3 separate regions of the Homo sapiens genome follow, and regions 1 and 3 are each linked to region 2. Evidence: read pairs that join two places in POLR2A ChIA-PET (ENCODE). Cell type or tissue: HepG2. All regions are shown on one strand. Links, peaks and the distances in the headings refer to the core of each region. The heading gives the core; the rest is flanking DNA. Region 1 overlaps R3HDML (R3H domain containing like). Region 2 overlaps HNF4A (hepatocyte nuclear factor 4 alpha). Region 3 holds the start of HNF4A (hepatocyte nuclear factor 4 alpha).

Region 1 (7,550 bases), core at 4,576-7,075, 59 kb before region 2:
CTGGGATTACAGGCGTGAGCCACCCTACCCAGCCCAATAATCCTTTTCCTTTACCCAAGTTTGAGAATCACTGGGAAATAGACAGGATTGACACAGGTGGAAAGACAGTGTTGCTGAAGTCAGTAGTGGAGAATGTGGCTTACATCTGCCAATACACCAGCCAACTAGGCTTACAAATATCTCACTACTGAATTAGACCTACACATCCAGTGGCAGGTAACACTGGATAGCCAAAGGCCCCTTCTTAGAAGTACAGTGCCAGCCCTCTAAGCTTACGACAAGAAAAATACAGCCAAGAACACATGCTCCCTGCAGGCAGGCAGATCCCAAAGAAAAGGAAGGAGGAATGAGTGTGCTTAGCTTCTCCAGTTTGCTGGGTGGGAGAGTTTAGGAGATGCCTGCATACAAGCCTCTTGGAAACAGGGAGCAAGCGTAATGAAACTTGCAGACGTTCCAGATTCTCATAGAAAAACAAGAACAGGCCAGGAGCAGTGTCTTACACCTGCAATCCCAGCACTTTGGGGGGCTGAGGCGAGTGAATCACCTGAGGTTAGGAGTTTGAGACCAGCCTGGCCAACATGGCAAAACCTCGTGTCTACCAAAAATACCAAAATTAGCTGGGCATGGTGGCGCGTGCCTGTAATCCCAGCTACTTGGGAGGCTGAGGCAGGAGAATCGCTTGAGCCTCAGAAGTGGAGGTTGCAGCGAGCTGAGATCACACCACTGCATTCCAGCCTGGGCAACAGAGCAAGACTCCGTCTCAAACAACAACAACAACAAAAACAAAACAAGAACAAATTCTAAGTAAACATGATATTTAGAATTTCTTTTTTTCTTTTTTCTTTTTTTTTTGGGGGGGGACGAGGTCTTGCTCTGTCGCCCAGGCTGGAGTGCAATAGCCAGATCATAGCTCACTGCAGCCTCCAACTCCTGGGTTCAAGCAATCCTCCCGCCTCACCCTCCTGAGTAGCTGGGAGTACAGGCATGCACCATTACACCTGGCTAATTTTTAACATTTTTGTAGAGATGGGGGGCTCATTATGTTGCCTAGGCTGGTCTTGAACTCCTGGCCTCAAGCAATCTCCCTACTTGGACTCCCAAAGTGCTGGGATTATAGGTGTGAGCCACCCACCGTGCCTGCCCTAGAATTCCAAAATTATATAATAACCACATTTTACTGTCACATAGCCTTTAATCATTTACAAACTACTTTCACACTATCTCATTGAAGAGATGAAAGAAAGAAGGAAAAAGGGGGGAACCCTAGGAGGACATTCTTTTTACAAATTAAGAAATTGAGGCTCAGGCAGGTTGAGTAATTTACCAAATGTCACAAAGCCAACAAGTAGTAGAGCTGGTTCAGAAGAATCAGTCTTTTGATTCCAAATTCCAAATTCTTTCTATTGTATTATTCTGATGTTCTTGAAGTCATTAGTAGCCTGAAACAAATTCTCAAAACAGGATACTTGTTATTTGTTAGAAATGGCATCTATTGACAATGTGTCACGTTACAGCCCAGCTTTATCAGAGACAGAAAAATACAAGAAACCAAATTTCATTACAAATAGCGTCTAATTTTTTTTTTTTTTTTTTTTTTTTTGGAGGCAGGGTCTTGCTGTGTTACCTAGGCTCGGAAGTACAGTGGCATGGTCACAGCTCACGGCAGCCTCAACCTCCCAGGCTCAAGTTTTCTAGTTTGTTTGTTGACATATCAAATGTTTGAAGCATTGAGTGTTATCAGTATAGTTGTTAAGATTTTTAGCCTCTGGGGCCAAGACTACCAGGGTTCAAATGTGTGATCTTACTTAACTTCTCTACTCCTGTTTCTTCATCTGCAAAATGGGAATAAAATAATACCCAATCTTGGAATTGAGTGAGATAACACAGGTAATGCCCCCAGGCTCATAAGTGGGAAATACAGATTGGTTACTATTGTTATTACCAGGCCTAGGTTTGATTCCCCTCTGCAATGCATCTACTAAGCATTTGAATACATCATTTTATCTTGACAGGCTTCGGCCTTCCCCTTCCCCTTCCTTTCTTTCCTTCCCCTTTCCTTTTCCCTTTTTCCTTTCCCTTTTCCCCTTTCTCCTTTTCCCTTTCTCCTTTCCTTTCCTTTCCTTTCCTTTCCTTTCCTTTCTTTTCTTCTGTCCAGCTCTGTCACCCAGGCTGGAGTGCAGTGGCAGAATCTCAGCTCTGCAACCTCCACGTTCCTGGTTCGAGCAATCCTCACACCACAGCCTCCCCAGTAGCTGGGACTACAGGCGTTCACCACCACACCTGGCTTATGTTTTGTTTTTTGTTTTTGTTTTTTGTAGAGACGGGGGTCTCGCCATGTTGCCCAGGCTAGTCTGGAACTCCTGGGCTCAAGCAATCTGCCCACCTCAGTCTCCCAAAGTGCTGGGACTACAGGCACGAGCCACCAAGCCCAGCCCCTTTAAGGTAAATGCTACCTGCTCACAGAATTTAAGGATTAAAATATAATGTGAGGCCAGGTGTGGTGGCTCACGCCTGTAATCCCAGCACTCTGAGAGGCCGAGGCAAGTGGATCACCTGAGGTCAGGAGGTCGAGACCAGCCTGGCCAACATAGTGAAATCCCATCTCTACTAAAAGCACAAAAATTAGTCGGGCATGGAGGTGCGTCCCTGAGGCAGGAGAATCGCTTGAACCCGGGAGGCGGAGTCTGCAGTGACCTGAGATCATGCCACTGCACTCTAGCCTGGGCGACAATGCGAGACTCTATCTCAAAGTAAAATAAAATAAAATAAATAAAATAAAATAAAATAAAATAAAATAAAATAAAATAAAAATAGCCTCTGTGGTGCCTTGCCCATAGTACATGCTAAATAAATGGTGGCCATGACTAGAACCAAGTTATAAACTCTTGGGCATGGGAAATCGACCGTTTTCATTTCTATATCCTTCTACTATAGTGATTGCAATCCTTTGTTTTTTTAAGCAGAACTTTTTTCTAAGTGGTTAAATTAAACAAAAAAAGAACTCCATGTCATCCCAGGTATCACCACCACCCACTCTCCCCGCCCCCAAACTTCTGAGAGCACCTTTTGAGAACTGTGGACTGACAGCAGCCGGCACAAATCCTGATGTTCAATAGGTGCTCCAGAAGTGTTTGTTGAATGACTAAATGATTGAATGAGTCCTGTTAGGAAACCAGAAGTGAGTATTTTTCTGAGCACTTCAGCTGATTTCACTCATGGTCACTCAACAATCACGTTTGGAGAAAAAAGATTATATTTCTGCTCAAAGGTGTGTTCATTTAAGGTGAGAAAACAAGGCACTGGGGCTTGGCAAAGAATGCCACAGGCCAGTGGTGAGATTATTAGGCAGCCATGAGCAAGAGCTGGAGGAACAATTTTAGGCTTTGAAAGGAGAAAGAGGGAGAAAAAGGCTGGGCGCGGTGGCTCACGTCTGTAATTCCAGCACTTTGGGAGGCCAAGGTGGGCAGATCACTTGAGGTCAGGAGTTCGAGACCAGCCTGGCCAACATGGTGAAACCCTGTCTGTACTAAAAATACAAAAATTAGCCAGGTGTGGTGGCACATGCCTATAATCCCAGCTACTCAGGAGGCTGAGGCACGAGAATTGCTTGAACCCAGGAGGCGGAGGCTGCAGTGAGCCAAGATCGCACCATTGCATTCCAGACTGGGTGACAGAGCGAGACTCCCTCTCAGAACAAAACAAACAAAAAGAATAAGAAAATCAACCCTTACAAGGGAGCCACTAATTAACTAGGCACAGTGCTAGGTGCATACATACATGTGATCTTTGCTGAATTCCTTAGAGAGAGAGGAGGCTCTTCTCTTGGTTTTACAGGAGAAACCAAGGCTTACAGGTTGGGCACAGTGGCTCATGACTGTAATCTCAGCACTTTGGGAGGCTGAGGCAGGAGGACTGCTTGAGTCCAGAAGTTTGAGACCAGCCTGAGCAGTATAGGGAGACCCCCCATCTCTGCAAATAAATAAAAAATTAGCTGGGCATGGTAGCATGTGCCTGTAGTCTTAGCTACTCAGAAGACTGAGCTGAGTTGGGAGGATTGCTTGAGCCCAGGACGTCAAGGCTGCAGTGAGCTATGGGTGACAGAGCAAAACAAAATAAATAAATAAATAAATAAAGGAAAGAAAAAAAAGAAACCAAGGCTTGCAGATGTGACTTGCCCCAGGTCCCCAGGGCTGGTCAGTGGCAGCGCTGAGATCTGGACATCTGTGTGAAGGTTACTCACCTAATGCTCCTCTGTCTCCCTGGGTCCTTTTCTCTTCCAGGGGCAACTGGATTGGCGAGTCCCCGTACAAGATGGGAAAGCCGTGCTCCTCCTGTCCCCCCAGTTATCAAGGCAGCTGCAATAGCAACATGTGCTTCAAGGGGCTGAAATCCAACAAGTTCACGTGGTTCTGAATTTTCTCTGGGCTTTGGTGCGCCTCCAGCTGGGCCTGACCCTCCATGTCCTGCCCTCAAAAAACTGGGTGGAGAAATAATTGTTTCTTTAAAGGATATGAGTTAGAATCACCCCCTGTTGAATTTTCCCTCCTAGATCCCCTTCTTAAATGTCCAACATGGGTCAAAAGAAAATGACCTCCTTGCCTTCCTTCTTTCCTAGTTGCATCTTTCTTTTCTTGGGCCTCTGGGAAAGAGCCCTGCATCTTTCATTAATTCGGTTCTCAGAGAACCAAGGCTGGAAGGCATAGAACTGGCACCTTGGGACCAGGCATAATGGCTCACACCTATAATCCCAGTATTTTGGGAGGCTGAGGTGGGAGAATCACTTGAGTCCTGGAGTTGGAGAACAGCCTGGAAAGCCTGGCGATACCCCATCTCTATTTAGAAACAAACAAACAAACAAATAAAAAACCTGGCACCTCGGTTTTGTAACTCTCAGGCTTTGTCAAACCCAAATGACTTTGTCCATCCAATGAAAGGAATTCCACTGGGTGCGGCGGCTCACACCGGTAATCCCAGCACTTTGGGAGGCTGAGGCAGGTGGATCACCTGAGGTCAACAGTTCGAGACCAGCCTGGCCAACATGGTGAAACTCTGTCTCTACTAAAAATACAAAAATTAGCCAGGAGTGGTGGCTCGCGCCTATAATCGCAGCTACTCGGGAGGCTGAGGCAGGAGAATCGCTTGAACCTAGGAGGCGGAGGTTGCAGTGAACAGAGATCCAGCGACTGCATTCCAGCCTGAGGACAGAGTGAGACTCTGTCTCTAAAAAAAAAAAAAAAAAGAAAGAAAGAAAGGAAACCCGCTTTCATTCGTCTCATAACAGTCAACCAGTTTCTGGGCAGTCTTTGAGGACTCGTGATTCGCTCCCTGAGTTGGGCACATTTCAGGCCCATGATTTTGAAAAACATTGAAATTGGCTTGTGGACATCCGCCCCCCCACCCCCACTGCATGGTACTGGAGCCACGACAGAGTCCAGGCCCCCCTTTTTACAGATGGGTACACTGAGGCTCAGAGCAGGGTGTAACTTACCCAGAGCTGCACAGCTTGTCTTTGATGGCCAAGGTTAGAGCTCAGTCTCTCACAGCTCCTTCCTGCTTCCTCGGCTCTCAGAACTGAGAAGTGAAAACCAAAGTTGGCCTGAGGGGACTCTCTCTGGGCCTTTTTTTCTCTATCTCTGCCTCGGTCTCTCTCTCTTTTGTCTACTGTCCGTTCTATCTCTGCCTGTTTTTGTTTTGGTCTCTGCATCTCTGATTCTTTTTCTCCCATATAATCTTACTCTCATTCCAATAAACCATTTCCCCTCTCCCCCCACCATCCCACCCAGGGATCATAGCACACAAAAGTCCTTTTGTCTCCAGAGATAGTAAAATCTCCTCCCTCAGACCTTGCCCTGCAGCTGGGGCCCACTCCCTGCCTGGCTGGAGAGCTTTTCCTTTGAAGACCCGGGATGGAAAACAGGCCCTTTTCCATGGAGTCCCTACGTTGTCCTGGATGGAATGAATTTTCTCATCCTGTGCATGTCACCCCCTCCCATTCCACCCCCAATAAAGTCTTTTGAGATCCAGTGTAGTGGCTCTTTCTGGTCCCTCCCTCTCTTGGCTCCCAAGAGGGTCAAAACACAAGGAATGGGAACTGGGTGGGGGAAGATGGGTGAGAGGAAAACCAGCTCAACTGGAAGACCAGGGGAAGGAACTAACAGCGCTTTGGGCCCCGCTCTGCAGAAGGCTAGATCAATGCACAAGTGCATGCACGTATACTATTGCTCCACTTTACAGATGAGATAAATGAGGCATGGGGTGAGTACTAGCTTCCAAATGCTGGAAATGAGTGAAATAAGAGAATTAAGAGGTTGGGCGTGGTGGCTCATGCCTGTAATCCCAGCACTTTGGGAGGCCAAGGCGGCAGATAGCTTGAGGCCAGGAGTTCAAGACCAGTCTGGGCAACACAGTGAAACCCTGTCTCTACTAAAATTACAAAAATTAGCCAAGCATGGTGGGGCACGCCTGTAATCCCAGCTACTCAGGAGGCTGAGACACCAGAATTGCTTGAACCCAGGAAGTGAAGGTTGCGGTGAGCCAAGACTGCACCACTGCACTCCAGCCTGGGTGACACAGCAAGTCTGTGTCTCAAAAAAAAAAAAAAAAAGAGAGAGAGAATTAAGGACACTGTTGTGAGTTCATTGTTCTTAGACTATATCTTTCCTACTTTATTTTTTGGAATGGGCTCTCGAAGGCAGTATCAGAAATGGAAAACCGAAGAGATCACGTGGAATTCCCACCTTACAGTGGCACTTTTGGCTTGTCTCTTCCCTGGCACAGTGGCTCATACCTGTAATCCCAGCACTTTGGGAGGCCAAGGAAGGTGGATCACCTGAGTTCAGGAGTTCCAGACCAGCCTGACCAACATGGTGAAACCCCGTCTCTACTAAAAATACAAAATTAGCCAGGCGTGGTGCTGTGTGCCTGTAATCCCAGCTACTTGGGAGGCTGAGGAAGGAGAATCGCTTGAACCCAGGAGGCGGAGGTTAAAGTGAGCCGAGATGGCGCCATTGCACTCCAGCCTGGACAACAAGAGCAAAACTCTGTCTCAGAAAAAAAAAAAAAAAAAAAAGAACAGATTTAATGAAACTTCTTGAATCCCAGTTTTTACATCTGTAAAATGGGAATATTGACAGTGACAATTCAATGACGTTAAGAATATACAATGCTGACAAACTAAAGAGTTCATAAATGCCAGTGGTTGTCATCCTCATTATCCTGGTGCTCAGGAAGGCAATGTGAGACCTGTTGAAATAGCACGGGCTTTGGGGTCAGATGATGCTGAATTCCAGTTCTGTGTTGGCTCCTTCGTAGTTATGTGACCTCATGACGCCACTTCATGCAGGGGGTTACGTACCACTTAAATCTCCAGAACATTTTGGGAAATTGACATAGGGTTAGCAAACCTCCCCCACCCCCATATAAAAATATTAATACTTTTTTTTTTTCTGAGATGGAGTCTGGCTCTGTCGCCAAGGCTGCAGTGCAGTAGTGCAATCTTGGCTCACTGCAACATTTGCCTCCTAGGTTGAAACGATTCTCCTCCTTCAGCC
Region 2 (5,252 bases), core at 2,379-4,878:
GCCTGCCTGTCTGCGCCACCACAAAGCAGCCACGTTGTGTGTGTGTGTGTGTGTGTGTGTGTGTGTGTGTTTAATATAATATTTCGAACGTTAGGACAAGCATAGAGAATGATATTGCAAACATCTGAGTACTCACTATCCCAACTTTACAAAAGGGACAGCCAGAGGAGCCCGATGCCTGAGCTTCCGGTCCCAGGGACAAATGCCCCAGTTCCCTTAGTATTCATTCGTGGGTATCACGTGATCTCCAAAGTCTTCACATTCTAGAAAATGGGAACAAGACCCCAGACCCATCCTGGACAAAGGAGGAGAAGACCAGAGCACAACATTTATTAAGGTCTTGCCAGGCTTCCTGCTACCAGCAGGTATCAGTCACTGGGCTGTGCTTTTTCCACACTTCAGTAGGTTGGGTTCATTTCATTTTCATGACAACCCTATATGGGAAAATGTTGTGAAAATGAAATGAGCCCAGCCCATTGAACCTATTACAATTCCTCCCTTTTTGTGGATGAAGGAACTGAGGCCCACAATGGTTAAGCAACTTGCCTAGGGCCCCACAACTGATCCTTGGAAGATCTGAAGTCCCAGAGCTTCTGCTATTTGGACCACACTTCAGCACTGTCTATTATTTTATGCTCTCCAGATACCAGGGACATTTAAAATTGTTTTCAGCCCAAGCAAGGGAAGCAAAAATCTTTTAACTGCTTTAAAGTAACTTGAGGCCAGGCGCAGTGAATCAGGCCTGTAATCCCAGCACTTTGGGAGGCCGAGGCAGGCAAATCATTTGAGGTCAAGAGTTCGAGACCATCCTGACCAACATGGTAAAACCCCGTCTCTACTAAAAATACAAAAAAATTAGCTGGGCGTGGTGGTGCATGCCTGTAGTCCTAGCTACTCGGAAGGCTGAGGCAGGAGAATTGCTTGAACCCAAGAGGAGGCGGTTGCAGTGAGCTGAGATCATGCCACTGCACTCCAGACTGGGCAAGACAGCGAGACTCTCTCAAAAAAAATAAAAAAGTAACGAGTTCATTTTCGAATCTCTTCATTTCCTGCTCCTCTAAACTCAACCTTTCCCAGCTCTGCGACTAGTCCCAGACCTTCCCTTCTAGCCCACAGTTGTGCCGTACCAGCCAAACCTTGGTCTAGTCCTGCTAGTTCGGTACAAACACCCCTCACCCCCATCACCCCAGCACACCCCAGAAGCAGGAACGTAGGACCCAGCTTGCTCCAGGGCCCACTGAGAAGGAGGGGAGGGGAGGCTTTGGTAGACTCTCTTTCCCCTGTATCTGCTCCTGGCCCCCTGTTTTCTCTGCCCCCTCCCTTGGAAATATCTTCTATGTCTCATCCTTATGGGACCTTAGTCTGGGCTCATGAGCTGTCTTGGAAAATCTGGGCTTGCTGATCCCGATGCAGGAGTGGGTGGTCCCCAAGGCCTGCTCTGAACGCTGCAATTCTAACATCTAGATATCAGTGGTTCTCCAAGGGCAAGAGGGGCTTTTTAAGCTGCAAATACTCCCTCCTCTCCCAAACCCAGTTTTCAATGGGGTTAAGCCTGTCTCATCCACTTCAACTTCCATTTTGTGGACTGGGAAAGATTATGAATGGGAACCTGATGCATGTGTGAACAGTTGGAGGCAAGAAAAAGATTGAGAACTACAGTCTAAGGTTCCAACATTTCTGTGGTTGTATTAGTCAGTGATTCCATTATCCCAAAAGCCTAAGATTTTAGGCACTATGATTCCTCATAGGTGTCATCCAGAGGGCACTGTGTTTGAGAGAACAGCTCTCTCACAGTGAAAGTTCAGGTCTGTGACAGGCAGATGGGAGAGGGGTTGGCAGCCCTCCTGAGTGGATGGCTACCCACCTCCACTGCGTGTGGCCTGGTCCTGCGTGTGGTCAGTTGTTATAAATGTCTTTTATTAGACATCCAGAGTCATTTTCACTTGTGTAATTTAGGGACATTTCTGTCTCTTCTGGGCTCTAGTTTTCCCATCTATAAAATGAGGACATTGGATAATGAACCCTTCAGCCCTATGAGTCTCGCTCCTCACTCCCTGACCTACCTGCACAAGTCACACTGCCCACTAGGATGGGTGTGTTTGTTCCCTGGTCCCTTCTTTTTTTTTTTTTTTTAGATGGAATTTCGCTCTTGTTGCCCAGGCTGGAGTGCAATGGCAGTATCTCGGCTCACTGCAACCTCCACCTCCTGGGTGTGAGTGATTCTCCTGCCTCAGCCTCCCAAGTAGCTGGGATTACAGGCATGTGCCACCACACCTGGCTAATTTTGTATTTTTAGTAGAGACAGGGTTTCACCATATTGGCCAGGCTGGTCTGGAACCCCTGACCTCAGGTGATCCGCCTCGGCCTCCCAAAGTGCTGGGATTATAGGCATGAGCCACTGCGCCCGGCCCCTGGCCCTTTCTTGAGCTGCTGCAAAGCCAGCAAACCCCTTACTAGGCTCCTGGAAGGGGGATGAGAGCCCCAGACCATTCAGCCTTAGCTCAGCCTTGAAAATAGCTGCTTGCTTCCTGGCCCAGGGAAACGGACATGCTGCCCGGAGGATAGGAGAGTTGGCTGATGGCGAGTGAGCGTGGGTTAGTCGATGCTAGTGTTTGTTTACATGCCTGGGTTACCTGGAAGATCATGACACATGCAGTCACTTGGTTGTTTTGAGAACGGGCCAGAGTGACAAAGTGTTCAGTTGCCACTGTGGTCAAGCCATAGGAAATGAGGGTATTCCTAGCTGTGCCTGTCTTCTAGGCCCCACCACCCCTCCTCAGCCTGCTGGGAAGCTCCCAAAGCCAAAAGAAAGTCTCGGTGGAAGTCTCACTGGCCAGGAGAGTTGGGACAAGTTTTTATTTCTTTTTCTTGATGACCTTAGGAGAATTTGAGGACTGAAACCCTAAAATAGTCCCTGAGAACCAGAAAGTGTGAGCTGGAAAGGTAGGATTTCAAGACCAGCTGAGTCTATAAGAGGTCATCAAATCTACCTGCTCCCCACTTTACAGAAGAGGACACTGAGGCTAGAGAGGTGATGTGACGGGTCAGGGGTGGAGTCAGGTCTAGAACTCAGGCTCCCCAGAGCTGAGCAGACACCAAGCTCCCTGGAGTGAAACTTGCAGTGATCAGCTTGGGAGGCACATTTCTTGATCTAGATGGCTGAAACTTTCTCTCGACCACAGAGAGGGGCTTCAGGTCTCATGGGCCTATAAGTCTCTGCCACAGGATAGTCCACCATGGCTGGAAGGGGCTCCCTGGAAGGCCAAAGAATCCAGGGAGAACCCTGGGGGTCAGTGGGCCAACAGCAGGTCAAGAATTCTTTCCTGCAACCGAAAGCCAGGGAGACAGACACCTGCCTTGGCCTAAGCTGTCAGGCCCAGGACAAATATTCGGCTCCTGGCATCAAAAACCCAGCCCAGAAAGCGGACCCAGAGTTGCAGGAGGTGAGCGTAGGTGATGGGCCAGGGGCCATCTGAAGAGGCCTTCCTCGGAAGCCCCTGCCCTGCTCCCCACAGCCCCCTACCCAGGAGTTCCCTGGGAAGACAGGCTCATCACCTCTCCGCCTCTGCCCAGGTCGGTTAATATTCAATAGAAGTTACATTAGGTCCCCGACCCTGCTAATACTGAGCAAACATTTGGAAAACATCATTCCGTGACTGAGCTCGCGCCGGGCACTGATAACGCCCGCCTAACCTTGAGGAGCCCTATCCGCAGCTGCTGACAGCAGCCCTTTCATTCCGCCCGCCGGCCACTCGGCGCCCTGATGGGTGGGTGCGGGTGCTGGCAGGAGGCTGCCGTGGGAGGGGTGTGGGCGGGTGGGGTGGACGGCCCGGTCAGGGAAGCCGTGCTCTGAGCTGGCCCCGTCCACATGGTGGTCTGAGAGGAGGTTGCTTGCCTCTGGACTTCTGTTCTATCCACTGACTCCCGGGCTCAAGTGCAAAGGATTTGACTTTTATTCTCTGATTTTAACAATGTGTCAACATCAAGAGAAAGTTGAATAGCTGGGGTGTCAATGTTCCCTGGAGAAATAGGGTTCTTATAAGAATTAGAGTTTATGACCAGGTGTGGTGCCTCGCACCTGTAATCCCAGCATTTTGTGAGGCTGAGTGGATCACTTAAAGCCAGGTTTTCGAGACCAGCCTGGGCAACCTAATGAGACCCCGTCTCTCAAAAAAAAAAAAAAATTTAGCCAGGCGTGGTGGCACACGCCTATAATCCCAGCTATTCGGGAGGCTGAGGCAGGAGGATCGCTTGAGCCCAGGAGGTTGAGGCTGCAGTGAGCTATGATTGCACCACTGCAGTCCAGCCTGGGCAACAAAATGAGACCCCATCTCGAAAAAAAAAAAGAAAAAGAATTAGAGCTTGTCTCTTCCAATGCCTTCGTTCTCTCACTGCACAAATATTCATTGAGTACCTACTGTGAACCAGGCCCTGTTCTGGTGGCTGGGACTACAGCAGTGAACTAGAGGGATGGAGTTTTGGCCTTCTGAAGCTTTCCTTCTCAGAGAGAGACAGATAGTAAAGGAAGTAACAAATAATTCTACAATAAGTGACTTGAAGAAAAATAAAGCATGGGGGGCAGGGCCAGGGTGGGAGTCATGTTGTGTTAGACAGGGTGGCTGGAGAGGGTGTCTGAAAGGCGACATTTGTGCAGAGGCAGGAGTGAAATGAAGATGCTGCTGCGCTGTGCAGGAAAGGGAACCCCAGGCAGTGACCACAGCAGCCTACAAGCGTGCGGATGCGTCCAGGTGGGGAGGCGGGTTTTCGCGGACAGAGTGTGTAGGGGGAAGCCGGTAAAAGGTGCGATCCGAGAGGAGAGGAAGGGCCCTGGGGACTTGTGAGGTTGGAAGGCACTGGTTTTGAGCAGCAGGCGACATGACTTGAACGGATCCCTCTGTCTCTGAGAGGAACACAGACTGCAGGCGCAAGGCAGAAGCAGAGCCCAGGAGGAGGCTGATCTAATCCAGGAGAGACAGCGGGCCTGGGAGCAGGGAGGGAGCAGCAGGTCTGTTTGTCAGGATCACGACAGCACTGGGGTGTGAGGGGAAGCCAAGGAAGGTGGCCAGGCTTGATGCCAGTCCCTGAGACGAGAAAGAGTGCAGGGAGCCGGCTGGCAGGGAAATGCCTACGGGTAGGGAAACTGAGCCCCAGAGAGAGGCTGCGATTGCCACCGGCACACAGAGTGGCAGGTTCCAGACAGGAAGCCGGGTCTGGTGCAGCTTCAACCTCCCTCCTTTCTGAATCAGCCAAGC
Region 3 (7,550 bases), core at 371-2,870, 55 kb before region 2:
TGTCCCCCTGGTTCAAACGATTCTCTTGCCTCAGCCTCCCGTTTGCCACCATGCCCGGCTAATTTTTTTATTTTTGGTAGAGACGGGGTTTCACCATGTTGGTCAGGCTGGCCTCAAACTCCTGACCTCGTGATCGGTGCGCCTCGGCCTCCCAAAATGCTGGGGTTACAGGCGTGAGCCACTGCACCCGGCCCCAAAATCTAACGTTTGTTATCACTGTTGTTTTAGAAAAGAAAGGACATTTTAATGCAACCCATGCCCATCTGTAGGGGCTGAAGGTCCCTCTGAGGTGATTGATAAAGCTGAAAAAAGAGACTATGGGAAGAGAAGAGGAATATTATCAATTAGCTATTTTAGAAGCAGGGCAAACTATGAGCTAGGTATTCCTATAAGGAAATGAAATAATTTACTAAAAAACATACAGCAAGAAAATAATAGAGCTGGAGTTTTCTGATTTTTCTGAGTCCAGAATTTGTTTCACTGTTCTCATTTCAGCTCTCTCTAACAGGATGAATGACCTTGATTTCAGAATCCCCAAGCAGGTGGTGAGATCCAAAACTGAGACAAAAGAAACGGGGCTGTTCCAAAAAAAAAGCTAGGTGGCAGGTGTCTAACATGCCAGGGAGCTAAAACAGAGTGTGTGAGTTTCAGCAGCAGGTTGAATTTAGAATGGGGAAGGAGACCAGAGGAGACGCCAGACAGGATGACTTTGTCCCATTGGCCTGGAGGCAGCCCCATGTTTCTCCACCCCTCATATCACTCACCAGTTTGTAATAGTATCTTTGAATGACGATCTGATTAAGGTCCGTCTCCTCCATTAGTCCACAAGTTTCGGGGGTACATCTACTTTGCTCATTTCCATATCCCCAGAGTCTAGCACAAGGCCTGGTACATAGTAGGTGCTCAATAAATATGTTAGATGAAAGGAAGATAACACCTCTATGTACTAGCAGTGAGACTCCAGGCATGCAATTTCTCTCTGTCCTTCAGTCCCTTCATCTCAAGGTTTAATTTAAATATGGTAACGCCTGTATGCAACTCCCAGCATCCAGTAGGCACTCACTAAACACAGTTCTCCACCCTCCTTTTTTCCTCTGCCCCTCCCTCGGTTTTCCCACTACTTCCTGCATGGTGACACACCCATAGTTTGGAGCCATAAAACCCAACCCAGGTTGGACTCTCACCTCTCCAGCCCCTTCTGCTCCGGCCCTGTCCTCAAATTGGGGGGCTGATGTCCCCATACACCTGGCTCTGGGTTCCCCTAACCCCAGAGTGCAGGACTAGGACCCGAGTGGACCTCAGGTCTGGCCAGGTCGCCATTGCCATGGAGACAGCAACAGTCCCCAGCCGCGGGTTCCCTAAGTGACTGGTTACTCTTTAACGTATCCACCCACCTTGGGTGATTAGAAGAATCAATAAGATAACCGGGCGGTGGCAGCTGGCCGCACTCACCGCCTTCCTGGTGGACGGGCTCCTGGTGGCTGTGCTGCTGCTGTGAGCGGGCCCCTGCTCCTCCATGCCCCCAGCTCTCCGGCTGGGTGGGCTTGGCCATGGTCAGCGTGAACGCGCCCCTCGGGGCTCCAGTGGAGAGTTCTTACGGTAAGTGGGGCTGGGGGAAGACTGGACAGGGCGGGACTGCGGTCAGCTTTGGGAGGCCATGGGACACCTCCCCGTGTGTTTCTTACGGGCCCAAAGCTCCTCCTGGAGCTCCTCTGGAAGGGCAGGAAGCCCCACGGAGGCAATGTGACCGCTTCCCTAAGCTCTCAAGCCGGGGCATGGCCTGCTTGGTGCGAGAAGTGCTGGGAGGGGCCGAGAAGCCCTGGGGCAGAGGCTTGGCTCATTTTGTCTGTCCAGAGGCCTTCCTGGGAATGCATCTCAGGGGTCTTTCCAAAACCCCACAGAGGGTGGGGCTTGGAAGCACCGTCCTGTTTCGATGCGGGGCAAATTGAGGTCCACCAGGAGAGGCTTGCTGGGCCTAGGTCACGTTGCTGGTGCATTATCAAGCTGGGCGTGGGACCGGGCAGCTCGGTCGCTCCGCACCTCCGTTGGCTCTGGATAATGGGGAGGAGGTAGAAAGCGCCGCGCAGGGTGGAGCGTTGGAAAATGAGAATATCTTGTGCGGACGTGTGAAACTCAGATGCAGGGCTAGAAAGCATGTGTTACTGAGAGTGAAAGGCTCAGGCTCACTCCTTAGGGTGACCCCCACATTGGAAGCAACCCAATGTCCCTCAGCAGAGGGAAGACGGGTAAATAAAGCGTGAGACGTCTTTACAGTGGAATGCTATCCCATTGTTCAAGGAAACAACGCACATCTGTGTGTGACAGGGAAGAACCTCTCAGTTAAATTAAGTGAAAACGGTACACTGAAGAACTGTGTAGTTGCTGATAGCGAAACGGATATAGATGTATATATGTACACACGCGTATACGTGTACATTCCACGCATAGAAAATTCGTGGAATGACACAATAAAATTGGTGACAGGTTTGTTTCTGAGGAGGGAAATTCAAGAGAATGTTTTATCTTTTGGGGACACATTTTGGATTTTTTAAAAGTTGGGTGCCTTTTATAAACCTGTTCAAATCACACACCCGCACAGAACTTGGTCTCTGGAATCCAGCAGACCTCGGGGTCTAGTTGTGACTCTGTCACACGGCTCAACATTCACGTGCCTCTTGCTTTCTTTCTGAAGTGGAGACAGGACTAGGATGTGTCTTAAGATCATGGTGGATGCCGTGGGGAACAAGGATGTAAAGCCCTTGATACCACGTGCATTGCAAAGACACAATCAACATTTATGTCATCAATTGCTGAGGACAGAGGGCCAGGGAATGACAGAATCAGGGCCTGATCTCCTGACTCTAGTCAGGAAGAATCTTCTTTGCTTTGACCCCCATCAAACAGGAATATGTGATGCACTGGAAATGGCAGAGGCTGAAGAAACCAACAGCCTGGGAACCCATCCCACACACCAGCTGTGTGACCTTGGGCAAGACATTTCCCCTCTCTGAACCTATTTCCTCATCTGTAAAATGAAGATAACAACAGGACCTATCTCCCAGAGAGCGGGGAGATTAGAGGAGATAGCATAGAGGAGATTAAGGGTGAGGCCACCCTTAATCCACAATTTTAAGACCTGGAGTATAGATGCCAATGGATGACTTGGTTGAACCTGTGGCTAGGGGAAGACATTGTCTCTCAAAGGGGCCAGACAGCTTCTGGGGAAGGACAGCCCAGGTCATAAGGCTAAGCTAGGGGTGAACAGAAGGCCCCACAGTGTCTCTTAAAGGATGATACAATAATATAACCTGACAGCCTTTCACTGTCTCCCACGTCTCTGCACCTTGTAGGATGTCCTCATGTCTCTTCATCTCTGCTCCTGTGTCATACTCATTATATAGCAAACATTCAGCAATTATTAGAATGGTTGCTTCTATCGACAGGTAGGTGGGTGAATGGATGGATGAATGGGTTAGTGAATGTTCTACTATTATCTCTCAGACAGCTGTTTCATTTTCCAAACGGCTGTCTGAGATAAATAATATTGTAATCTCCAAGGACAGAAGAAAAAACTAAGGTTCAAGATTAAAAAAAAAACACAAACAAACAAAAAATGTCATCTGACTCGAGACTTGACACAATCCAGCTGTTGCTGGCCCTCTGCTCTAGGCCACAGATATGGCTGGACAGAGAAAGGAGAACTCCAGTGACCTTGCAGTACATCCACAAAAAATGAGCACTTTTGTCCTGGGGCAGTGGAACATTCACTGCAGTGTATGTGTGCCTATGTGTATGTGTGTGAGAGTGGCTGAAAGACCCTGATTTGATATTTTTGATAAAATACACCTGGGTTAGCATCCTAGATCTACCTTATTTAAAAAAAAAAAACAAAACAAAAAACTGTGTGGTCTTGTGAGTCAAATCATTACCCCTCTCTGAGCTTCACATGTTTTATCTGTAAAATGAGCTACTGAAGTCTGCTGGAAGGCTCCAGAAAAAAAAAAAAAAGAAAAGAAAAATTTGCTTTCTGAGAAAAGAAACAAGTGCTCCGAGGAAACAAAACCCCTCTCCCAGGCTGGGTGCAGTGGCTCACGCCTGTAATCCCAGCACTTTGGGAGGCTGAGGCGGGCAGATAACTTGAGATTAGGAGTTCGAGACCAGCCTGGCCAACATGGCAAAACCCCGTCTCTACTAAAAATACAAAAACTAGCCGGGTATGATGGCACACGCCTGTAATTCCAGCTACTTGGGAGGCTGAGGCATGAGACTCACTTGAACCTGGGAGGTAGAGGTTGCATTAAGCTGAGATCATGCCACTGCCACTCCAGCTTGGGCAGCAGAACAAGACTCTATCTCAAAAAAAACAAAACAAAACAAAAAAACAAAAAACAAACAAAAAATCTTCTTCTGGGGTTCTCTAATGGGGATAACATTAATCATCTCCTAAGATGACTATAGTAGAGGTGCATTGGTGGGTCAGGGACATGGCACATAGCAGAGCCTCAGTTAGAGGCAGAGGAAGACATGGCTGTTGTGAGGATCAAATGGAAGGATCCATGAGTGCTTAGAACAGTCCTGGGTCCAGAGCAAGCACGCAAGAAATCCTCGTTGTGGTTTCATGTTTTTGAGCTTTAGCAGGATTCTAAAGAGCTGCTCTTTGGTGTGGTGATGCTGGGTGGACTTGGCCCTCCCTGGACTTCCGGTGCTTCCACGGCACACTGGTTTTGGCTTTGCGGTTCTCGTCATCGCTCTGATCAGATAGTTGCTGGTGTGAATTGTGGTGTCTGGCTGCCCCACCAGACTATAAACTCCGTGAGTTCTGGGACCTGGGTAGTTTGTTCAGCCTTGTTTGTCTCACTATGTCTCACATGGTGACTGGCACAGAAGAAATGCTCAATAAGCATTTGTTGGATGAGTGAAATGATGGGCTTAAAACAGCGCTACAATGATGATCATCAATGTCAGCCAGATCCCACTCTCTTGCCTTCCTTCCTCTCTGCCCTCCTCACTGCGTTGTCTTTGGTCCTTGTATTTGCCCCATTATAACCCAAACTGGCTGTCCCAGCTTCAGCTGTCATGTCTGCACTTACGTGTCTGAAGCTGGAGGCAGGAGGAGAAGAGGTTTTCCTCAGTGCCCTTGTTTCTTTTATCCAAAAGCAAAACTTCCCCAGAAACCTCCTGGCAGACTCCCCTAGTTCAAGGAAAGCTGGGAAGACAAGTATGTAGTGGAAAGAGATGGGAAAGCCAAGATGGACCTAGACCAGTGATTTTTCTCTTGGGGTGTGGCACACTCCTGCTCCAAACAGAACTGAGGCTCTGGTATAAATGAGTTTCTCAGCCTCAGCACTGTTAACTTTCTGGCCTGGAAGATTCTCTGTGGTGAGGGGCTGTCCTGTGCACTGTAGGATGTTAAGCAGCATCCCTGGCCTTTACTCCCCAGATGCCAGTAACATCTCTTCCCATCAGTTTTGCCAAAGAAAAAATGTCTCCAGAAAGCCAAATGTACCCTGGGGCACATATAACCCCACTGTGTTATAGGAGAACAAGGTAGTTCTGGGGAGTGTCTACCACAATGGAGTAGAGTAGACTGTGACTCTTGTGTTGTTCTGCTTTGAGTGCCAGGATCTTGCTCAGTGCCAATCTGGTACTACCCTGAGTAACTCTGAGGATGAGATGCTAAACATGCATATCTGTGTGCTAACCTGACTCCTGGCCTTATTACTTTTCTACCCTTATTTTCCCTTTAACAAGTTTCCCTTGGTTATTTATTTTGCTTCTTTGGTAGTTGCTCATTTCCGTAAGTACCTCGAATCTCCTTAAAGGAAAGGTCTGTATCTATCTCATTCTTTTTGTTATAGTCCAGCCTTCCACAGGGCCTGATCCCATGTAGACCTTGATTGAAGATTAATTAAGTGGATGAATGAATGGGAAGATGGATGGATGAATAAATGTATGTTTAGGTGGGTGGATAGGTGAATGGACTGATGAATGAATGTGATGTGATGAATGGATGTGATAGATGGGTGGAGGGATGCATGAATGGAATAGAGGGAGAAATAGCTGGATGGATGAGACAAATGAATGAGTAACTGGGGAGATGGCTGGGTGGATAGATGGGTGGATGGATTAATAAAAAGATGTTATGGGTGGATGGTTGGGTGTGGAGGATGATGCATGGATGGGTAAGTAGATGGATGGAAAGATATGTAGGTGCATGTGATAAATGGATGAATAAGTAGCTGGATAGATGGGTAGGTGGTTAGGGGAAGGATGGATGGACAAATGATGTGATGAGTGGGTTGATGAAAAGATGGATGAATGGATGGATAAGAAGGGGTGGGCTGAGGTAGCCTGGAATAGCAGCATCTTCAAGTGCTCTAAACAGGACAAGTGAAGAGATAGGGGATGTCAACAATCTTCCATCAGGGCAATACTGTATATCTGTTTTTAAGTGCCAGGTGAGCCTAATTTTTCCTAGCTATGTAGGCCTAGTCCCTTTGACCAATAGCATCAGCTTGAGGACAGATCAGAGGCCATTGTCGGAGACAGTTTGGTGATGTGGCTCTGCCCCTTGAAGCTCTATGATGATGGTGCTTTGCTTCACTTCTCTGGTCCTCAGTTTCTTCACCCATCAAATGAGCCTTGGTTGTTGTGAAGATTCCATGAGCTAATGAAAGAGAAAAGGTAATAGAAGCTATAACAAACATGCCGTGTCCTTGTGAAGGGTGGATAGGCCCAAAATCGAGTAGGACCCCAGATGCTGGCTGGCTATGGGACCGTGTCCAATATCAGGCTATGGCTGTTCCCACCCTTCATTCTTAAAATATGGCCCCTCTCCAGCCCTTCCCCTATCTCCCCTCCCACATCACCTTCCCATCCTACGTCAATTCAGTCTTCAGCCCCTATGATTCACAAACCTGGTTGCACATAGGAAACTTTTTAAAACAATTTTGGGGCTCCACTCCAGACCCAGTGAATCAGTCTCCTGGGGTGAGTTCCAAGAGTCTGTAATTTTTTGAGCTCCTTGTGTGACTTAGGGTATGCAGTTCAGTTGAGGTATGGAAACCATTGCCTTACTTTCTCCCATTTAGTAAACAGAGGAACTAAATATCCAGAGTGCATCTTGCCTCAACCCAGAAGCCTCCCGTATTCATTAATTCATTGTTCATTTGTTCATTTCTTCAACAATCTTCCACTGGAGGCTTATGGTATTTAAGACATTTTGTAAGGCACTGGGGAAACACAGGAGGATAAAACTTTGCTTCACGTGGTGGCTCATGCCTGTAATCCCAGCACTTTGGGAGGCCAAGGTGGGTGGATCACCTGAGGTCAGGAGTTAGAGACCAGGTAGAGGCAGAGGTTGCAGTGAGCCAAGATCACGCCACTGCACTCTAGCCTGGCGACAGGAGTCAGACTATGTCTCAAAACCAAACCAAAACAAAACAAAACCAAAAAAAAACAACAAAAAAAACAACTTTGCTTCAGATCTTAAACTGTGCTCAGTTTGGCAGGAGGACAGACAAGCCAGCAGCAACCAAAGACAGAGTGCC

The links. ChIA-PET counts read pairs that join two places held together with the same protein. Peaks named below come from ENCODE experiments on the same cell type or tissue, not always from the same donor. Only the 100,000 strongest peaks of a DNase experiment are listed, where the experiment ranks them.
Region 1: POLR2A ChIA-PET joins it to region 2 with 14 read pairs; 5 of 35 experiments call an interaction of 5 or more read pairs at or near these places.
Region 3: POLR2A ChIA-PET joins it to region 2 with 11 read pairs; 5 of 35 experiments call an interaction of 5 or more read pairs at or near these places.

What each region holds. Positions count from the first base shown.
Region 1 is chr20:44,346,380-44,353,929 of GRCh38, forward strand. R3HDML (R3H domain containing like) reads left to right here. Exons shown (of 5, transcript NM_178491.4): 5 at 4,281-4,859. The coding sequence ends at 4,413. R3HDML-AS1 (R3HDML antisense RNA 1) reads right to left here. Exons shown (of 4, transcript NR_184036.1): 2 at 5,489-5,571; 3 at 4,241-4,477; 4 at 1,173-1,439. Among named protein-coding and RNA genes, the nearest start is that of R3HDML-AS1, 5.1 kb to the right of the region's middle. RefSeq lists an enhancer at 6,652-7,151. In HepG2, for the core only: no CTCF peak of the experiment used is centred there; a DNase peak (open chromatin) is centred at 5,872; H3K4me3 peaks cover 660 bases.
Region 2 is chr20:44,407,723-44,412,974 of GRCh38, forward strand. The region is part of intron 3 of HNF4A (hepatocyte nuclear factor 4 alpha); the gene reads left to right. It overlaps MIR3646 (microRNA 3646), which reads left to right and starts at 398; the gene lies at 398-481. In HepG2, for the core only: no CTCF peak of the experiment used is centred there; DNase peaks (open chromatin) are centred at 2,629 and 3,659; H3K4me3 peaks cover 311 bases.
Region 3 is chr20:44,354,255-44,361,804 of GRCh38, forward strand. HNF4A (hepatocyte nuclear factor 4 alpha) reads left to right here and starts at 1,445. Exons shown (of 10, transcript NM_175914.5): 1 at 1,445-1,599. The coding sequence starts at 1,551. R3HDML-AS1 (R3HDML antisense RNA 1) reads right to left here and starts at 988. Exons shown (of 4, transcript NR_184036.1): 1 at 765-988. HNF4A-AS1 (HNF4A antisense RNA 1) reads right to left here. Exons shown (of 3, transcript NR_172878.1): 3 at 2,490-6,667. In HepG2, for the core only: no CTCF peak of the experiment used is centred there; DNase peaks (open chromatin) are centred at 1,107 and 1,397; H3K4me3 peaks cover 1,996 bases.